Linked DNA regions of Homo sapiens: regions 2 and 3 are each linked to region 1. Evidence: chromatin contacts called from ENCODE Hi-C or POLR2A ChIA-PET data. All regions are on one chromosome and are shown on one strand. The core of a region is the stretch at or near the end of the contact, and the rest is flanking DNA. Distances in the headings are between cores, read along the strand shown. Region 1 overlaps FARP1 (FERM, ARH/RhoGEF and pleckstrin domain protein 1). Region 2 overlaps FARP1 (FERM, ARH/RhoGEF and pleckstrin domain protein 1). Region 3 overlaps STK24 (serine/threonine kinase 24).

The links. A loop is a pair of places that touch in the nucleus more often than their neighbours do. ChIA-PET counts read pairs that join two places held with the same protein, here RNA polymerase II (POLR2A). Pooled maps may share reads with other maps.
Region 2: a map of right cardiac atrium shows a loop between it and region 1 (3-fold over the local background). The contact joins two enhancer-like sites. A Hi-C loop is called at or near these places in 1 of 168 maps with a recorded cell type or tissue (right cardiac atrium). POLR2A ChIA-PET finds 5 or more read pairs at or near these places in 3 of 52 experiments (AG04450, H1 and activated T-cell).
Region 3: a map with no recorded cell type shows a loop between it and region 1 (6-fold over the local background). The contact joins two enhancer-like sites. A Hi-C loop is called at or near these places in 4 of 168 maps with a recorded cell type or tissue (prostate gland, testis, transverse colon and 1 more), 6 of 37 single-sample maps with no recorded cell type and 11 of 50 pooled maps. POLR2A ChIA-PET finds 5 or more read pairs at or near these places in 5 of 52 experiments (CD4-positive, alpha-beta T cell, GM12878, H1 and 2 more).

The regions. Positions count from the first base shown.
Region 1 is chr13:98,443,446-98,448,224 of GRCh38, reverse strand. FARP1 (FERM, ARH/RhoGEF and pleckstrin domain protein 1) reads right to left here. Exons shown (of 27, transcript NM_005766.4): 25 at 2,020-2,127; 26 at 1,408-1,559. STK24 (serine/threonine kinase 24) reads left to right here. Exons shown (of 11, transcript NM_001032296.4): 11 at 1-3,040. Among named protein-coding and RNA genes, the nearest start is that of FARP1-AS1, 10 kb to the right of the region's middle. RefSeq lists enhancers at 2,116-2,165, 2,936-2,985 and a silencer at 2,096-2,390. Within about 2 kb of position 2,309, at least 13 of the 41 ENCODE cell types and tissues checked have a DNase peak (open chromatin) inside an H3K27ac peak, as active enhancers do; they include CD4-positive, alpha-beta T cell, where a contact is called at or near this core.
Region 2 is chr13:98,387,104-98,391,642 of GRCh38, reverse strand. It overlaps FARP1 (FERM, ARH/RhoGEF and pleckstrin domain protein 1), which reads right to left. Exons shown (of 27, transcript NM_005766.4): 9 at 3,165-3,260; 10 at 1,523-1,686; 11 at 763-831. Among named protein-coding and RNA genes, the nearest start is that of FARP1-AS1, 46 kb to the left of the region's middle. Within about 2 kb of position 2,127, at least 3 of the 41 ENCODE cell types and tissues checked have a DNase peak (open chromatin) inside an H3K27ac peak, as active enhancers do.
Region 3 is chr13:98,507,628-98,511,810 of GRCh38, reverse strand. The region is part of intron 2 of STK24 (serine/threonine kinase 24); the gene reads left to right. Among named protein-coding and RNA genes, the nearest start is that of STK24, 67 kb to the left of the region's middle. RefSeq lists an enhancer at 4,085-4,183. Within about 2 kb of position 2,155, at least 29 of the 41 ENCODE cell types and tissues checked have a DNase peak (open chromatin) inside an H3K27ac peak, as active enhancers do; they include CD4-positive, alpha-beta T cell, where a contact is called at or near this core.

The DNA of each region.
Region 1 (4,779 bases), core at 1,060-3,559:
GAACGCCAGTTAGTCAACCTTTTGTTTGGACGGACTCCTGACACTTTGGTGGGCATCGCTTACAGAAACACAAGGTGAAGTCAGGCCGCCTGGTTGGTAATCTGCCACTTCAGCAGAAGAGCAAGGGAACAGCCAGCACCCAGGCGTTCCTGAGGTACAGTGGAGACCCACTGGCCTGGGCACTCACTCAGTGTGGAGCTGGAAGTACCTTGCTGCAGTGACACTGCCCGCTCCATTGGAGCAGTTAGGAGCGAGGTGGCCTCTGGTTGCTGGGGAGAACGCTACCTCCTATTTTCATGGACATGGCAGAGAATGGCGGGACGTGTCCCATCCTGCTTAGTGGAAGCTCTCCCTTCCTTTTTTCTTTTTCTTTTTTTTTTGAGACAGGGTCTGGCTCTGTCACTCATACTGGAGTTCAGTGGTGCAGTTATCGCCCACTGTAGCTACCTCCTGGGCTCAATCGATCCTCCAGCCTTGGCCTCCCAGGAGATGGGACTACAGGCTTGCACCACCACGCCCAAATCTCCCTTTTTATATATTTGTGTATTTGCTCTCTACCGGTGCTTCTCAAATGGGTGCAATGCTGTCCCATTTGGTAAAGTCTGGAGACATTTTTAGATGTCCCAACTGAGGGGTTGCTGCGGGCATCTAGTGGGTGGCCAGGGATGCCGCTGAACATCCTGCACAATGCAGGACGGACTCCCCAAATTACCTGGCCTTGTCCCAGGCCTTTCAGGATCTGGACTGCAAGGCTGGACCCTTTGTCACAATAATAGCAAAATCCCAACTTTGATCAACCCAGCTCTCAACCCAGCTCTCGAGCTCAGTCCAGGATCAGATTTGAGAATGGCTCTCCTCTAGGTTCCTTTTTCAGGTGATGTTGTTTAGGAGGTGCTCAGCATATTGCTGAGGACCCCTCCCCTTCTGCCTCCCGGGGCGAGGAGGGCTCAGCAGGGCAAACTGCACAAGTAGTCGGCTTGGGGATGCAATTTGCAGAGGCCCAGGATCTCTATTCAAAATATGAATTGCAGGAACAGTCTTAGGCCTGACTGTTGCATTTCTTTCTTGGCTAAATGAAGTCTGCAGTCCCTGCCATTACACCATGTAGGCAGTCTCACTGGGGCTTAGCTTCATCATCCCGGACACGTTATGTCAGAGATCTCCAAGCAAGATGTCTAGGGCCTCAGCCAACACCGTGCAGGGTAAGGGCGCAGGGAAGTTGGGACCCCACTTTCTGCCATGAGAACAGAATCGCCTGCTGGTGTCGGGCAGTGGGACCCCAGGTCTAAACGCTTAGTTGGCAGGGAAGGGTGGGGCCATCTCACTCGCTGACTTGGGAGAAATCCTGATGTTTGGAAGAGGGGGTCCTCTTCTGCAGGGCCCTGTGCGTGGGAAGGGGGTGTCTACCTTTCGAACGTGTACTCGCTTTCCGCCCTGAAGTAGTAGACGTGGGACTTGAAGTGCAGCTTGAACACGTAGTCTTTCTGGATGTTCTCGGACTCAGAGGGGATGGTGAGCGAGTAGCCGAGCAGAGGCAGGCTGGCAAGGGGATGATTGTCCTGGAAAGGGGAAACAAAGCAAAGTGGCTTTTCGGGGTCAGCTTCTGCTGCTGGGCCTGGCTGCTGCCCCGCATCAGACAGGGACTTGGGAGCCCAGGCAGCTCCCTCCTCGGGCGTGGGCCTGGAAGGGACCATGGCAGCCAGTGTTTGCCTGTACGTGATGGCCCGGGTGGCAAGTCCCGCCAGGACTGAGCTGTAGATAAAGCCAACCCCCGTCCCTTGTCCAGGCAGAAGACAGGTGGCCCTTCCTAGGGCAGAAGTTGTCCTTCAGTGGATGATAATGTCAGTCTTCCCTAGAGTTGAGGGCCTCGGGTGGACAGGGCCCCCCGCCAGCATCCCTGTCATCCCCGTGACACCTGGAGCCCAAGAGGCCTGAGTCATTCCAGAGGAGGGCGGCCCCCTCACCTCATGCTGCCACCCCCAAGGTCCCAGGGCCACCTGCCCTGTGCGAGACACTTACCTGGTGTGATTTGTAGAAGAACAGGCAGAAGTTTGTGAACACCACCCACAGCTTCTGCCACCCGTTGCTGTTTTTGAATTTCCTCAGCAGGTTTCCAGACAACTGATTCTGAAAGGCAAGGAGGCCTGTGAGAAGCACAGCGGGCACCTGCCCCAGGAGGGCACAGAGAGCAGCTCTCCCTGCACCAGGGCCCTGGGCTGGGGCATGTCCGTGACTGAAGGATGTGGGCCCCACCCCCGCTCCCCCGTGTGTGGGGAGACTTGGCAGGTCCTGGGACCCTGATCTCATCACTTCCCCTTGTCACTTGCTGTGGGGCATCTTGGGGTCCCTGTGTCCCCCCAAAAGACACGTTGAGGTCCTGACTACCAGTACCTTAGAACACAGGCTTATTTGGAAATAGGCTCGTTGCAGGGTAACTAGTGAAGACGAGATCACACTGGGGTAGGGTGGGCCCTAAATCCAACGGGAGTGGTGTCCTGAGGAGAAGAGCCACCTTGAGGGGAGAGGGGTGTGCCCTGTGACACCGAGGCAGAAATGGGGGCGCAGGACCCCATGCATTGCCAGCAGGCGGAAGCTGAAGGAGGGAAAGATCCATCCCAACAAGCTCAGAGCAGCACTCGTTTTGAGGGGCCAGGCACCCTACCCAGGAAGTGGGGCCTGGGGTGCATGTGAGTGGCTCCCACATGCCCTCTAGTGGCCCAGGAGGCAGTTGCAGCCCTGCCCACCTCCAGGCTCAGGGCCGGCCCAGCCCCTGGAGCATTGTTAGGATGCGCTGCAGCCCAGCTAGGGGGCAGGGACAGGCACCTGTGTCCATGCTACCTCCAAACAACTCTGAGCAGGCCTGACGCACTGGTGGCTCATTTCGTCCCTTTGCCAAAGTGACATCACCAGCAGAGACTCAAAGCAGTTGCACCACCTTGTAAAGGCACTTAATGCCACTGAATTGTTCCCGTAAAAATCGTTAAGTTGGCCAATATTGTGGTATAGCTATTTTACCACAATAAAAAATACAGACCTCCGAGTCTGCCTCATTCCATCTCTCTGGGTGCCCCTGGCACTAAGCTTCTGTGCTGGGAGCTGGGATCAAATGGTCTGATGTCCCTGCCCTCCAGTTGCTCAGGGAGGGTCCAGTGGGAGACATGGACACTGACAGTAGGTCCGTGAGGGGCTGCAGGATGTGGGGGACCCCGCAGACGGGGAGAAAGGGCATTCCAGGCCAGGCAGGCAGCTCCAGCCATCCATCCTCCTCCCCCAGTGGCAGAAAGGAACAAGAAAATGCAAGGCTCCAGGTTCCCAGAAGGTCCTGGTGGTGGCCAGGGCTGGGCTGATGCCCATGCGGCATCTTGGGTCACGCAACATGGAGCAAGGAGGGTGGCACACTCCCCTTTCCTAGGTATTTTCATACTGACTCACATAATTTTCACACAGCAGCCAGCCCACAGTGGGGTTCATACATGTCACCCATCACAGTCTGGGCCCATTTGTTTCCAAAGCAGCTTCCTTAGCGCTCTCTAGCTTCTGCCTGGCCATTCCAATAGCCTCTGGAAACCTCTTTATCAATAGGCACATCCAGCGGCCCTTCCTCGCTCCCCACGGCCGGGCCGAGCCTCCCGCTCCCCTGTGTCGGGTCCATCCTGGCCTCCAGCGTGTTACGGGCCCTGCGCGCCATGAGTCTCCTGCCCTGCACTCAGGAGGCCGAGGCCATGCTGGTGGCTCCCAGACCTGTCTCCATTCACTGCCTTCACGAGAGGGTCAACATCCTTGTTCAGAACCAGACCAGCCTGCCCTGTCTCCTCGTGGCCCTTCATTGGGGCCACCGCTCCTCTCCCTTCTTGGATCCCATTCCCTCAGACCCTGCTGTGGGTTGAATTGCACCCCCAACAAGTCCAAACCCTCCGTGCCTACAATGGTGACCTCACATGGACACAGGGTCTCTGCAGATGCGATCGAGTCAAGGTAAGGTCACTAGGACGAGCCCTAAGCCCAGCACGAGCCGTGTCCTTAGAAGAGGATATTAGAGTGCAGATACAGGGAGGACAGCTGGTGACACGGCAGACCGGAGCCCTGCAACATGGGTGGAGTCGGGGACCCCCCGAGAAGAAGACTGCCGCAGCCACCAGATGCTGTCAGGTGGGGACATTTTCCCTCAAGGCCTCCCAAAGGAACCCACCTGCCAGCAGCTTGATTTTGGACTTCCGGCTTCCCGCACTGTGGGAGATGTTTCTGTGGCCTCACCCAGTCTGAGGTTGGTGCCGAGTGACGCCACGGGGAACAAATATAACCCCCGTGCCCGCCACTCCCTGGCCTCACTGTCCCTTCCCTCCTTCCGGTCCTGTCTGCACCCCGTCCCTTCCCTCCTCCCAGTCCTGTCTGCGCTCTGTCTGCTGAACAACTTCCCTGCTGTCCCGTCTCGCCACTCCAGCCTTAAAAGACAACTTGCATTGCTTTGCCTCTGGCCCTTCACTGGCTCTAGTGCCCACAGGCTGGGCAGCCCTCTGGCCATCCCAACATCTGACCCCACCTCTAGTGGGAGCCCCCAGGCCTGCCGGCTTGCCCACAACTTTTAGCAGAGGCCAGTGAGGCCACACGGTCCCCAGATACGCCCCTTCCTCAAGTGTGCCTACACGAGTCAGACGGGAGTGGGAACTGGGAGAGGCTGGGCACGGGACTGGGGAGAGGAGGCTGTTGAGTCAGGAGGAGATGGAGCTGCTTTGTCCTGTCATGCAGGGAGGAGGCCCTGGGGATGGCTCATCTGCGAGT
Region 2 (4,539 bases), core at 878-3,377, 56 kb after region 1:
AGCCTGGCACACACTAAGGGCTACAAGTGTTTGATAACACCAACAACAATAATAATAATAAATCCTGTTTCTGGCTGGGCATGGTGACTCTTGCCTGTAATCCCAGCACTTTGGGAGGCCAAGGCGGGAAGATGGCTTGAGCCCAGGAGTTTGAGACCAGCCCTGGCAACATAGGCAGACCCCATCTCTACAAAAATTTAGCTGGGAGTGGTGGTGGGCACCTGTGGTCCCAGCTACTCAGGAGGCTGAGGTGGGAGGATTGATCGAGTCCCAGAGGCTGAGGCTGCAGTGGGCTGTGATCACACCACTGCACTCCAGCCTGGGCAACAGAGCAAGACCCTGTTTTGAGAAAGAAAAAATCCTGTTTCTGCTCATCCAGATTTACTTGATTTAATTAAAATGTTCATAGACATGCTTTCAATACAAATCCCAAAATATTGAAGGACTCACCAGTGAGCTAGTTTTTATCATGCTTCATCCCCCACTGTGATGTCCTAAGCCCTTCTCTCCTTCCCCAGTATGTCCTCTCCCGCCTCCCCTAGTCCTTTCTGTCTGTTCTCATCTCACTCTCGAGGGTGTGCCCCTGGGCTCTAAAACCTTCCTCTCTAACACTGGACTTGCTGAGGATGACTGAGACTATCATTTACAACTCAAGGGACATCAAGTCTGAAGTCTGGGTAAAGAAATATTTAGCAGCAACAAACTGTTACCTGGCGAGTCTGAGCCTTCTCAGACTGGAAGTAGCATTGAAGCTTCTCTTACCTTTCAAACTGCACCTTCTTATGTCCTCCTTCTTTAACATAGTCGAGAACCTGCTTCTGAGTCCGACCACTGAAACAGAGACCACAACAGGGAAGGGGAGAAATACCAAGGCATTCTCATTTAAACACACAAATGATGCTTCAGGGCTTCACTTCCCCTCCTTCCCTAACTGGGAGAGATGCAGGGTTGCTTGGCTAGCCAGGACTAAAAGCAATCCTGACAGACTCTGTATTTTTGGGTCCACTCAGTCTCTTGATATTTTCCTTGAATATACAGAAAAAATGTTCAATTAACTAAGCCCACTTGATAACTGTGTTTGGTTACTAAGCAACCATCCCAAGAGCCTGTGCCTTTAGTGAAGGCAGGGATCACTGGGCTCAGTGCCTGGAACAGTATTTGACACATGGCAGACAATGATTTGTTAAAAATGAATGGAAAAGTTCACCAATAACATCCAAGTCCACATATTCTATGAAGCAACACCAAATGTTAGTAAGACACTGTACTTCTACTGAGAGAGAAATCCTTTCTGAGTTAGAGACTCCCGCTAGGCGTTTACCATGACTGGGTGGCTTTGCCTGGTGCCTCTGCTGTTCAAACAGAGCCCACTGGGATTAAGATACAAGCGCCCCCGCTTGGCCATAGCTCCTGGAGGCCAATGAGCGTTCACCTCCCTGACCTGCTGTGTGTCACAGCGGCTGTGAGAGGCGGGAGGAAAAACGTGCACCCAGCAAACAGAGGCACAAAGTGGCGACCTCACCTGAACCGAAATGATGACCCCCGGCTAAAGAGGACGGGCTTGGGCTTTGGTTTGGGCTCTTCAAAAAGTCTAAAGAAGGCATGATGTTCAACACAGATTTTCCAGAAGGACTTGCAGAAATCCCGACTGGCCATCAGGAATTCCAAGGTATCCTGGTACGCACTCTAAAAAGGGAAAATACAACGGTGGTTTTTTCCATTACCCATAGATACACCACTGAAATAGGAGAAAAGGGGCAGAAGATAGCTTTGTCCGATAAAGTTTTCGCTGTGTATTTTATTATAGCATGACCATCAGTGCAAAGACTTACTAAACTCTAGTTATTCTTAAGGACAAGATGTGGTCCCTAGTCCATCATTTTCTTCCCCACAGAATCTCTTAGACGGGTAACAGAAACAGCCACGTGGCTTCAATGGAAGTGACACCATTTTTTGACAGATTTCATATACAAATTATGTTTATTTGGCTTACATTTCCTTGAAAAACAAAACCCAGATACTGAAAGTCCCTTCCTGCCTCCTTAAAATCACTGAAACGCAACGTTCATCCTCTTCCTCATACTTCGTGTCAATGTTGGCTCTTACGTCGTTTCTCTGTGAAGTCGCCCACGGCTCCGGGCTCCAGGCCACCCCAGGAACTACACAGGAAATGAATTTTTTTTTCTGGAGCACAAAGTGTCACTCTTGGCTGAAAAAAATCATGCCCTTTGATTCTGGAAAGGGGATATAGAAATTTTCTGCTCCCAATTGAAGTGGCCATATTATATAAACAAAAGTTACTACTGTCCTTAGCATTCCCAGCAGTTCTAACTATTTTGGGGGATCTCACAGTTTTGGGTGGACCCAACTTACAAACAAGCTGTGCTGCAGTTCTTTATCTATAAGGCAGCTTTTTGGAACTCCAGTGAATTTTTCCATGGAAAACCATTTAAAATGGGTATATGCTTCCCAGGTCGGGCCATGAAAACCTACTGAACCCAGACTGTAGCTACACTATAAGCCTAATTGCCATTTATCATCTTCTTTGCCATGGGAAAAAGAACTCTACACGCTGGTTGGGGACAGACGCCCAGGACACATCACCCACCTCCTCCGTCGCCATTTCTGGCAGACAAAGAAGAGGCTTCTCCTCCCTTCCCGTCCCAGTCCTGGCGTGGGCCACAGTGTTAGGCGTGTTGTGGGAAGTAAGTGGGGAAGGGAACCTAATTAGCCCATGAAAATGAGTTCCACTGGGGGCTCAGGGCCTCCAGCAGGGATTGGGGAAGTCAGTCTATGCCTGGGGTAGGGCAGGATACTGAATGGGGTCTCCAGGTGTAGCCTGGGGCTGGATGCACAGCAATAGCACAGCTCAGGTTGTTTATCAGGAGGGGCTGCCTGAATCTGCGCAGGGAAATGACCCTCTCCCCAGGTACATGTTCATGTACCTCCTTTACGCTCTCTGTTTACCAACGATGACAGCCGTAGAGTTACCGACCATTTGGATACATCTGTCCTAGAGACGCTCGGCGTTCATGTGGACAAAAGCACCTGGGTAGCACTGGCCAGAGGTTCAGCAGAAGCCCTGCCAAGCAGACCTCCACCCCTTGCAGGACACACGCCATCCCATGGCTCAACGGGTCCCCTTTCCCGCCAGGACCACTTACATTGGCATCTGGCCGGAGCTTGATGAGAAAGCGCTTCCTCTTGAAGCTCAGCTTCCGCACCTTGGCCCAGTTGAAGGCATTGATCTTAGTGAAACCCTAAAAAGAAAGACAGTAGCAGTGAGCCAGGAAATGCATAACAAGCAACTTGGGAGTTGGTCTGTTTTGCTTATGGGAGCTAAAGGAAGAGGGCTGGCAGGCGACTGCTCAGTAGAGATGACTTTTGCAGAGAACTCACAGGATCTGTGGCTATCGGATGATACCTGTTCCTGGATCATTATTTCTCACTAATTATAGGATTTTGGCATACAAACTAAGTCTGCCTCTAGGGAGAGAAGAAACTAGCCAAGATAATGATGAAAAGAAAGATAAATAGAAATAAAAACCATGACAACCACCACAATCATTAGCTGCCAGGACTTAGGAAGCGCCAGGTACCATCCTGAGGGCTTTATATACTGTATCTTAACAACCCTGATATGATAAAACCCAGCAAGATGGACTTACTATTTTCATTTTATACACATGGAAACTGCAACGTGGATTTATTTTAATTTGCTGCAAATGACACGTTTAATGTGGCAGAAAGAGACTTCCAAGCACACGCCTTCCTGGCAGCTATGGTTAACATTCAGCAGGTTTGCAATCAACTCCCTGCTTCATCCACGCTGGTCTGGCTCCTGGGCCCATCAAGCTTCCAACAGCACCGGTAGAACTGAGGATGGGAGGCCAGGCCTGCTGTGTGTCTTCAAGGCCAGCACAGTCTCTGGGCCGGATTCACATGTCTTCATTGTCTTTGGCAGCCAGGGAGTCATTGTCTCCATCCAAGGTGGAGAAACAACGGGGAGCTGCCGGATACCAACTCCCATCTGCCCAGTCTCAGCTGAAATTAGAATTCCTCTGGAGCCCACTGGAACACCAGGCCTGTTCATTTAACGTGGCAAGAATGAAGCAATAGGGCACTGGCAAGAAGGTGGGTTCCGAGACACAGGCTTTGCACGTGACTACATTACCCAGGTATTCCCAATACTTAGGGATTGTGTCAAACACAATCAAAGCACATTAATTCAATTGTGAGACACTTCTTTTCCTTCTTAATACTTTTTAGAAATGGTTCAGGATTGTGATTTGAAATTTAATGATAGTACTCAAAACTCCACTTGGCTTTATTGTTTTTCTTTTTGAGACAGTCTTGCTCTGTCACCCAGGCTGGAGGGCAGTCGTATGATCTTGGCTCACTGCAACCTCTGCTTCCCAAATTCAAGCGATTCTCCTGCCTCAGCCTTCCAAGTAGCTGGGATTACAGGTACACGCCATCATGCCCAGCTAATTTTTGTATTTTTAGTAGAGACGGGGTTTCACCATGTTGACCAGGCTA
Region 3 (4,183 bases), core at 906-3,405, 64 kb before region 1:
AATGCCAACGTTCCAAAGAATTCCTGAACCATCCCCCGCCCATGGCAGTCACTGATCAGTCCTTAGCATTTTGGCTTTTCCGGAGCACCGTAGATGGAATCACACATCTGTTGTTAGTGGCTTTTGTTAGTGGCGTTTTTCAGTTATTGTCATGCCTGAGGAATCCTTCCGTGTTCATGCATGTGTCACTTGTTTGTTCCTTTTTACTGTTAAGTAGGGCACCAGGGTGTGTATAACCAGGTTTACCTATCGAAGGACATGTGGGTGTTTCCAGAATTTGGTGATTATGAACAGTGTTGCTATGAATATTGATGCACTTTTTTGGTATGAACATAAGTTTTTCATTTTTCTAGAGCAAATACTTATGAGTAGGATAGGTATTTAATTTCTATTTAATGTCTGTTTAATTTTCCAGAGTGCCTGTATAATTTTGCATCCCCACCAGCATTTGGGGTACTGTCAGTAATTTTCATGTTTGCCATTTTAGTAGGTGTGGAATGGTATTTCATTGTAGTTTTAATTTGCATTTCCCTAATGACTTATGATTTTTGAGTATCTTGTCCTAAGACGCTTACTATTTCCCGTCAGTACTCTAGAGTTTGGAGTAGGATATTCATTTTAGGTAAATGCTACCATGTGGGAATATGGGGCCGGGCACAGTGGCTCACCCTGTAATTCCAACACTTTGGAAAGCCGAGGTGGGAGGATCACTTGAGCCCAGGTGTTCGAGGCTGCAGTGAGCTATGATTGTGCCATTGTACCCCAGCCTGGGTAACAGAGTGAGACACTGTCTATCTCTTTTATTAGTAAGGAAAAAATACTACCGTGTGGTTGTTCGGAATAGCCTTACCAGCTAAATGCCTGGTTTAGCTGTGGGTTTTTGTTTCTGTGTTTAAGTAAAAAAATAAAAACCTTTACCGATCTACAATTCACCCACTTAAAATATACAATTCAAGAGTTTCTGGTATATCACAGAGCGGTGCAGCCATCACCACAATTTTAGAACATTTCATCCCCTCGAAAGATACTCTACCCATCATCATTCACTTCCCATTTCTTCCCAGATTCCCGAGTCTCCTTTCTGTCTCTATAGATTTGCGTATTCTGGACACCTCATATAAGTGTAATTATAGAACATGTGTCCTGTTGTGTCTGGTTTGTTTCACGCGGCATGTTTTCAAGGGCTCTGTTGCAGCATGTGTCAATAGCTCTTTTTATTGCTGAATAATGTTCCATTCTGTGGATAGACCACACTTTGTTATCTATTTATCAGTTGGTGGATATTTGGGTTTTTATTTTTTGGCTGTTGTGAATACTGTTCCCATGAACATTCGTGTACAAGTTTTTGTGTGGATATGTTTTCCTTTCTTTTGGATGTATTACTTGGGAGTGGGGTTATTGGGTCAAATGTGTTTTGGGAGCCCCCATCTGAATTGGGTTCCAGTATCAGAGTAGCTAGCGACCCTTCCCTAAGGGGAACTGAAAGGCAGCTGGATGTGGGTGATGACCGTGTGCCTTTCACAGGATGCTTCTTTTACCTGGTGGATGGGCTCACGCATAATGGTCTGAGCCCCGACTCGGGAAACTTGTTTATACTGACGGACACCCCTGTGGGTCTTGTCTGACTACCTGGCCATCATTCTGGTGCTGGGAGTCCAACCTTGTTTGCTCCCACACGTCCTGGGGTAATGTGGTTGGTTCTTCGGATGGAGGGTACAGAGTCCGTACACCATCACAACAGGAAGCAAGTTCAAACATATATTTTAGAAGATGCTTTTGAAAAATGGCTACATAATGATTGTACAGATATCTGAGGTACATGTGATATTTTGATATTACATATAATATGTCGTGGTCAAATCCAAGTTCAAAGACTTATTACTTACATATCCTGGGCAGGAGGCAGTCCTCTGTCCTGGGTTACACAAGGCAAGAATGAAGAGTCAGGCAGAGAGAGAGAGCGACAGAGAGAGTGTGCACAACTGGCAGTATACATTATATAAGAGGGAACAGGGCGTGGGGCTCTGTAAGTTCTCGGGCAGGCCTGAGTGTTCTGTTTAAAGGAAGCAGATGGAACATGGGGAGCTCAGTCTGCTGGGTGTAGGAGATGCCTCTAAGTTCTTATCTTGGCCAGCGAGCTGGGCCTTTTGGGTGTGGTCTAGAACTGGAGACCGTGTCAAGGGTGACTAAGCCCTGCTTCTGGTATGAGAAAGTTAAACTTGTATTCAAAATGGATGCCAAGGCAACATAAAATTTGAAGAGTTTACTGTAATATACAAATTTTATGTTTAACCTTTTGAGGAACTGGTTTTTTTTTTTGTTTTTGAGGAACTGTTGAGACTGTTTTCAGTAGTGGCTTATGTTCTCATGGTAGTGAATGAAGGTTTCAATTTCCCCTTGTTTGTTTTTTTAAAATTGTGTTAAGCAGTATCTCATGGTTTTCACATGCATTTCCCTCATGACTAATCATGGCTAATTGTGTTGAGCATGGTTTGTCTACGTTCTTGGCAACATTGATACTATAAAACTTTCTTTCACCAATCTCTTAGCTATAACAGTATTTTATGTTTATTTCCATTTCTATTAATCATAACTTTGAGCATCTATGTATGTTCTTAACCATTAGGATTATTCTGTTGAATTCATATCTCCTAGGAAGTTTTCTATAGTTTAATGTGTTTATTACATGTGATTATCAAATTCCCTTTCAATTTTCTAGTCAGGAAATAATTGTCTGATAATTAGGCTTATGAAGTATTGTGAAACTAAAAAAGGGTGCCCAAAACTATATGTTTTGGCCTGGTAGCCACATTACAAATTAATTCATTACAAATTATTTCTAGTCTGTGAACAGGAGCTCTTGTGAGTCTCACCAGCGCTAGTCACATTCCTCAAGCTTGACCATCCCTTTGAGAACTGATGAAACAGCTTTGAAATTGGCAAAGCTGAAGAATGGACTTCAAAGCAGAGAAGGTGTGAATTGTTTTAAGTGGGAGCTTCATGGGAATAAAATATGAGGCGTGGCCCTGAAGGTTAGTTTGTGGTATGTTACAAAGTTAACTCATTCTGATTTAAGACCACCTTTTCTGAGAGTTAGGGGAAAGTGCTTTTTCTCTCTGCCATAGCTCGTATGGCATGGAACCAGACACTGTGTACACAGACATGCCCCTGGCCCCTTTAAAATACCCCCTGTTCCTCCCACCCTCACTTTCCCGGACAATAGCAATAAGTTTACCAAGAAAGATCTCATCTTCTGTCCCAACAGAAATTCTAAGTAGCATTTCTGCTCTCCAGTGGGGCTTGTGGTGTAAGTTGCATTTAAATTGGCATTCTTTTCTGCTGACCCTGAAAGGCTAGTGGTTTACTTGTAGGCAAATACTCTTGCTGTTTATTAACATACATTCTTCTGTGAAATTTCCTACTATGTTTCTTGTCTCTTAGTGTTGGTTTTTGATACCACAGGTGTGTTCTCTGACTTTATCACACTAGTTTTAACTTTGAAGCGTCCTCTGTTGGGGAAAAAAATCCTTGATTTTAATGTAGTTAATCCATCAGTTTTTCACCTTATATGATTTCTGCTTTTGGGATCCTGTATACGAAATACATCAGCTTCTCATAGGTTACAAATATATTTATTTTTTTTCTTCTATTAGCTTTATAATTAGCCTTTCATATTTTAGTATTTGAAGTAGCAAGAAGCGGTGGGGAGCAGGAAGAATTCTGGGTAGCTGGGACCGTCATTGCAGGCTACGTGTTTCTTTATATTTTTGAGTTTATTGTAATGTCAAACACTTGTTATGCATTGGTGTTTGAATTCTCCTTTGGTACTTTCCCTGTTGCATTTTGGGCCATGTGGGTTTATGGGATAACACCACTTGAGCTTGACTTGGTGGAATAGAGGTTTTAGGGTTGGGGGAAGAGATCTGCAATGGGCTTTTGGGAAGTGTCATAAAAGAAGCTAGAGACAAGACCTAGTTAGAGGGGAGGCTGCCTTTACCATCACATTTCTGTTTGTCTCCCGCCTTCCTGACTCTGTGCTCTGGAGATCTGGAGACCTGGAGACCTGCCTCAGGATATCCCGTCCTGGCTGGGAATGAAGCCAGGGAGTGTGGTAGTCTAATTTTGGGCTCTGTTTCCTCATCTGCAGACACTGGGCATACTTGTCTTTTAAGTTATTTGCAGT